Linked DNA regions of Homo sapiens: region 1 is linked to region 2. Evidence: chromatin loops called from intact Hi-C (ENCODE). Cell type or tissue: CD4-positive, alpha-beta T cell. All regions are shown on one strand. Links, peaks and the distances in the headings refer to the core of each region. The heading gives the core; the rest is flanking DNA. Region 1 overlaps TEX52 (testis expressed 52). Region 2 overlaps TSPAN9 (tetraspanin 9).

The links. Peaks named below come from ENCODE experiments on the same cell type or tissue, not always from the same donor. Only the 100,000 strongest peaks of a DNase experiment are listed, where the experiment ranks them.
Region 1: it touches region 2 in a loop (3-fold over the local background); 3 of 110 quality-filtered maps call a loop at or near these places.

Annotation. Positions count from the first base shown.
Region 1 is chr12:2,852,214-2,855,112 of GRCh38, reverse strand. It overlaps TEX52 (testis expressed 52), which reads left to right. Exons shown (of 3, transcript NM_001365174.2): 2 at 1-217. It also overlaps a transcript of ITFG2 not described here. Among named protein-coding and RNA genes, the nearest start is that of TEX52, 3.4 kb to the left of the region's middle. In CD4-positive, alpha-beta T cell, for the core only: CTCF peaks have their summits at 1,079 and 1,279 (motif pointing left); a DNase peak (open chromatin) is centred at 1,302.
Region 2 is chr12:3,274,363-3,277,261 of GRCh38, reverse strand. The region is part of intron 3 of TSPAN9 (tetraspanin 9); the gene reads right to left. Among named protein-coding and RNA genes, the nearest start is that of LINC02827, 25 kb to the left of the region's middle. In CD4-positive, alpha-beta T cell, for the core only: CTCF peaks have their summits at 1,435 and 1,640 (motif pointing right); a DNase peak (open chromatin) is centred at 1,631.

The DNA of each region.
Region 1 (2,899 bases), core at 240-2,739, 420 kb after region 2:
AGCACCCCATCCCCCCTCCCTCCTGGATGGGGCAAAACAGCTTCCTGACCTTCATCCACTGTTATCCCACGTTTGTGGACATGAAAAGGAAGAAGCAGGTGATTTTCAGGACAGTGAAGGAGTTGAAGGAGGTGGAGAAGCTCAAGTTGAGGAGTGAGGCAAGAGCACCCCCACTCGATGCCCAGGGCAACATCCAGCCGCCAGCGAGCTTCAAGAAGTAAGACGGTGCCTCCTCAGGGAGCCCACCCAGCCTGCCCTGCCCAGGTGACCCCTCCCTCTCTCAGGTTCCTGTTTCTAACCGGGACTCTGTCCTTCCCCGCTCTGGCCATCTGAAAACCAAACTCTTTTCTGAGTGTAGCTGGAAGGACGAGGTGGAGACAAGGGAGGAACAGCGAGTGGAGGCAGGGAGTTTCACTAAAATCTGGGGGACAGCTATGCAGGTGACACCTGGTAGGCACTGGGGACACAGAGAAGTGTGACTCAGTGCCTGCCCTCAAGGAGCTTTGCAAAGATAGCTATCAAAAAAAGGCTACACATGCAAAGGGCCCAGAGTGCGAGACAGGGGGTGTTGTAAGGAAGTCAGTTATTAATGTAAAGAACTGGAGTGAAAGCTGTAGCCCGAAGGCCTGGAGTACAGTTCCAACCCCATCACCATGGTGAGGTGCCCAGCTTCTCCAGCCTCAGCTCCCTCACCGATGAAGGGGGGAGCCTCAGGTACCGACCTCACTGTGGGAGGATAAATTGAGCTAGTGAATATGTGGAAGAACTGAACAAAAGTTAGATGTTATGGCAGGGCGTGGTGGCTCACGCCTGTAATCCCAGAACTTTAGGAGGCCGAGGCGGCCGGATCACCTGAGGTAGGGAGTTCCAGACCAGCCTGACCAACATGGAGAAAGCCCATCTCTACTAAAAATACAAAATTAGCCGGGTGTGGTGATGGGTGCCTGCAATCCCAGCTACTCAGGAGACTGAGGCAGGAGAATCACTTGAACCTGGGAGGCGGAGGTTGCAGTGAGCCAAGATGGTGCCATTGCACTCCAGCCGGGGCAACAAGAGAGAAACTCCATCTCTAAATAAATAAATTAATTAAATAAAAGTTAGATGTCGTTACAGAAATTCAGGAGAGAAGGGGTGCAGCGACCTGGAGTGTCCCCGCCACAGGAAGGCCTCATGGGGAAGTCAGGGTTCAGGCTGGAAGGGTGGAAAGCCAGCAGACAGCTAAAAGCAGTGGCTGAGCCCCTCCAGGCAGGGCTGAGAAGTCGGGAGCGGAGCCAGGAACGTTGAGAGGAGCCGCTGTGAACCCCGCAGCTCCCCCTCCCGGCCACCCTGGGAACTCACGGATGCTTCCCAACTGTGTCCAGCCCAGGCACTACGCATGCAAGAGTAACAAGAAAGGGGGAAGGCAATGAAAAGGAATGTCTCAAATTCCAATCCCAAGGGCAGGACCAAAGCACTGGGGAGTTGGAGTGGCTGTGAAGATTTTTAATCTGAAAAAAAAACAAAAACAAAAACAAAAACAACAACAACAACAAAAAAAACAGGCCGGGCCTGGTGGCTCACGCCTGTAATCCCAGCACTTTGGGAGGCCAAGGCAGGCAGATCGCCTGAGGTCAGGAGTTCGAGACCAGCCTGGCCAACATGGTGAAACCCCGTCTCTACTAAAAATACAAAAATTAGCTGGGCGTGGTGGCAGGCGCCTGTAATCCCAGCTACTCAGGAGGCTGAGGCAGGGGAATCACTTGAACCCGGGAGGTGGAGGTTGCAGTGAGCCAACACGCCACTGCACTCCAGCCTGGGTGACAAGAGCGAGACTTTGTTTAAAAAAAAAAACAAAAAACCAAAGGTTGGTGACTTTGAGAGATCAGTCTCCTTTGTGGGGACCCAGGCTTCTCCCTGCTTCCCTGCTACCCTTGCCCTGAAGATTGCCAGTTGCTGATAGGTGCTGACCCTGGCAAAGGGGAGAAAGACTTAGAGTACTCCAGAGAGACTCACAGTGGCATGACAGTGCCAGGTGGTGTTCTGCCAAACACTTCTCTGTATTATTTAATCCCCCAGGACCTTCTGAGTAGAAACTATCATTAACCCCGTTTTTTTTTGTTGTTTCTTTTTTTTTGAGGCAGAGTCTTCCTCTGTTGCCCATGCTAGAGTGCAGTGGTGTGATCTTGGCTCACTGCAACCTCCGCCTCCTGGGTTCAAACCATTCTCCCTGCCTCAGCCTCCTGAGTAGCTGGGATTACAGGCTCCCGTCACCATGCCTGGCTAATTTTTGTACTTTTTAGTAGAGACGGGGTTTCTCCATGTTGGCCAGGCTAGTCTTGAACTCCCGACCTCAGGCCCAACTCGGCCTCCCAAAGTGCTGGGATTACAGGCGTGAGCCACCGTGCCCGGCCTCATTAACCCCATTTTACAGGTGGGCTATCTGAGCTGGACAGGTCAAGTATCTTGCCTAGCCGAGTATGATGGTTCATGCCTGTAATCCCAACACTTTGGGAGGCCGAAGTGGGAGGATCGCTTGAGGCCAGTTCAAGACCAGCCTGGGGCACCATATGAGACCCCGTCTCCACAAAAATATCAAAAAATTAGCCAGGCATGGTGGCACATGCCCATAATCCCAGCTACATGGGAGGCTGAAGTGGGAGGACTGTCTGAGCCCAGGAGGTCGAGGCTGCAGTTAGCCATCACTGTGCCACTGCACTCCAGGCTGGGCAACGTGGTGAGACCCTAGCTCAAAAGAAAAAAAAAACAGTTCCCACAGCAGGTGGTTAAGGTGGTTAGAGGGTCAAATGGCACAGGGCCTAGCATACATACAGAAGGGGCTCAATAGATTGTATCATTATTAGTATGGTATCTCCATGACAGTAGGATCCTTGTCTCACATGTTTACTGCTGTAGGCCCAGG
Region 2 (2,899 bases), core at 216-2,715:
TGCAGGTGGTAAGGGCTTGGGAGTCACAGACCCAAACAGGACTCCCGGCTCCAGCTTATCCTGGTGGTGTGAGCTTGCAAACCTCTCGTATGCAGAGTGAGAATATCATCCCCTTCCTATTGGACTGCTGTGAGAATTAGATTGGAATAAGCTACGTGAAGTGGGTGGCCAGCTCCGGGCACTGCTTGCTGGAAAGGCACTTCCCGGGCAGCTGTTCTGTGCCAGGGCCTGTGCAGACTATGCTGACTCCAGGAATCAGCCCAGCCCCTGCTCTCAAGCTGCTCTGGTTCCTGGGAAGAAACAGAGGCTCAGGGCTGAGACAGGGCAACCCGCAATTAGGCAGGGTAGGGATGCCCATGGGAAGGTGAGGGGAGGGGACAGACGCCTCCCTGAGGAAGGGCATCTCCTTCGCTTATTCCTCCACAAACCCAAGTGAACACCTGCGTATTCAGTGCCAGGCCCTGTTCTCCAAGCTGGGGAGACAGTGGTACACCTCACTGGCAAAGACCCTGCCTTCACGAAGAGTAGATTCTTACAGGAGACACTGACCTTATGTAAGCAACAAATGACGTAACTGCAGTTGCTGACATGCGCCACGAAGAAAAATAAGGCAATGTAAAGAGCCAGAAAATAACTGGGGAGGGTGTGGGCAGCGAAGGTGTCTTGGAAGAGGTGGTGTTTAAGCAAAAACCCAAATAAACAGGGGGAGGGAGCAACATAACTATCTGGGGGAAGAACGTTCCAGACAGAGAGAACAGCAGGTGCAAAAGCCCCGGAGTGGGAAGGAGCCTGGCCAGCCAAGGAGGAGCACGCTGGCCGTGTGCTACAACAGTGAGTGAGGTGACACATGGTAGGAGACAAAGCAGGCGGGGTGGCCGGGGGCCAGGCCAGCTGGGACCTCGCAGGTAAAGGAAACGTGCAAGTGTCCTCAGTGTGACGGGAAGGTCCCAGAGCTGGAGAGTGACATGATCTCACTGAGGTTTTCAGCAGATCACTCTGGCTGCTGTTTGGAGAAGCGACCGCGGGAGGGCCCGAGGGAGGCCAGGAGAGCAACTGGGAGGCTGCTGTGATTAGGCTTGGGTTTGTGGAGGAATAAGAAGGAGATGCCCTTCCTCAGGGAGGCGTCTGTCCCCTCCCCTCACCTTCCCGTGGGCATCCCTACCCTGCCTAATTGCGAGCCTCTCTTTCTTCCCAGGAGCCAGACCAGCTTGAGAGCTGGGGACGACTCATACCAGGAGGCTACGGAGGAGCGGTGAGAAATGGTCCAATTTGAGATGTTTTGAAGGTGGCATTGACAGGCCTTGCTGGGCTTTGAAGAATGAATAGGATTTTGATAAATGGGGAACCAGAAAGGTGTGCATGAAGAAAAAGGTAGGAACAGACACCGCCACGTATTACTAACCAAGAGACAGTGCAAGGAGCTGCAGGGGGGTCCGAATGATTTACGTCCAGCAGCTGCCTGGGTCCTTCACACTGTGGAGAGTGGGCCTGTGCCTCCTGTCCCCTGGCGCAGCCCCACATGGAACCACGTCAGGGCTCCCAAAGAATGGGCACACTGAGACCCACAGCATCGCCCAACTGGGCCATCACAAAGCTTCGCCAGGGAACGGGGCTAGCCCCGCCTACGGCCACTAGGTGGCGCTCCAGGCTGGTTCAGAAGCTCTGGGTTCGCCAGCGATGGCTGAAACTTTCATCCAAATAGTCACTCTGACTTTTCTTCAATCTGGTCAGTTTCTATGCTGCCGTCTCAATTTTTCTTTCATTAATCATACCATGGAGAATTTATGATCTTCATGCTGAAGATTTATGGCTCTAAAAGCCAGACCCTGGAATGAGTAAGCGGAAACCCCACTGCCGCAGGTACTCGCTGCAGGGGAGCTGCAGGGCGCCCCCACACGCTGCAGCTGGAGACACGCAGGACCCCAGAGCTCAGAGCCCGGACCCTTCTCGGGCCTGGAAAAGTTCTCAAAGCACAGCCTTCTCCTGAAGCGGTTTCCCACTGTGGGTGTACCTGCAGCGGGGGGCCCCTTCCGAGCCCTCTCTCCACTTCCCTCCTGGGATAAGTGCTGGGATGCTCAGGTACCTCTACCTAGGAAAACCTCTTAGGTCAGAAACTCCAGGACCTGGTCACCTCTCTTCAAACTGGTTCTCTGACTTCACACTCCACATCCTTTGATTTGGTCTTGCCAGACCCACCTGGGAGCCTTCTACCTCTCAGGGAACACAGCTGGTGCCCTGTCCCCAAATCTGCTTCCTTTCCCATTTCCTGTCCAAAGTCCTCCAGGCCCCCAGGAAAGATCTGCGGCCTACCCTACGGGGGCGCAGTCTGGACTGGAAGGCTTCCTCTCCAAGCCCTCAAACCTGTTCCTGCCTCCATCACAGCTCCCGCCTGGCACAACTCCACGCATGGTGCACGTCTGCCCAGTGAGGAGGCCTGTGCAGTACAGCGGGTGCCACGCACATCCCCACTGCCACGCTCCCATCCTCAAGGGGCTCCTGCCGAGATGAGCTCTCTGCTCCCATCTTCTGATGGCCCAACACTAACAGAGCCTCCCGGCAAGAAGAAAACACAAAGGTCACGCCTCGATTTTCCAGGAAGCTAAGCGGGGGGACAAGGAAGTCCCCAGTCACACTGCTGGGCTGGGACAAAACCTTGGTTTCTGGCATTTGGTGCAGAAGCCTTCACTACCTGCTCCCAGGGGACCTCCGACTGACAGGTGACAGGCACCAACACTGGGCCTTCGCCACAGGTCCCATGTCCAGATCACGGCCCCCACTGCCCTCCCTGCCCCTGGCCTCTAGTTTCCAGCCCAGCCTGCATAGAGCTGCCTGATTCTTTTCCTAAAATGCCTCTCATCATGCTGCTCCCTAGTGTGACCTTAAGATTCTTTAGCTCTCG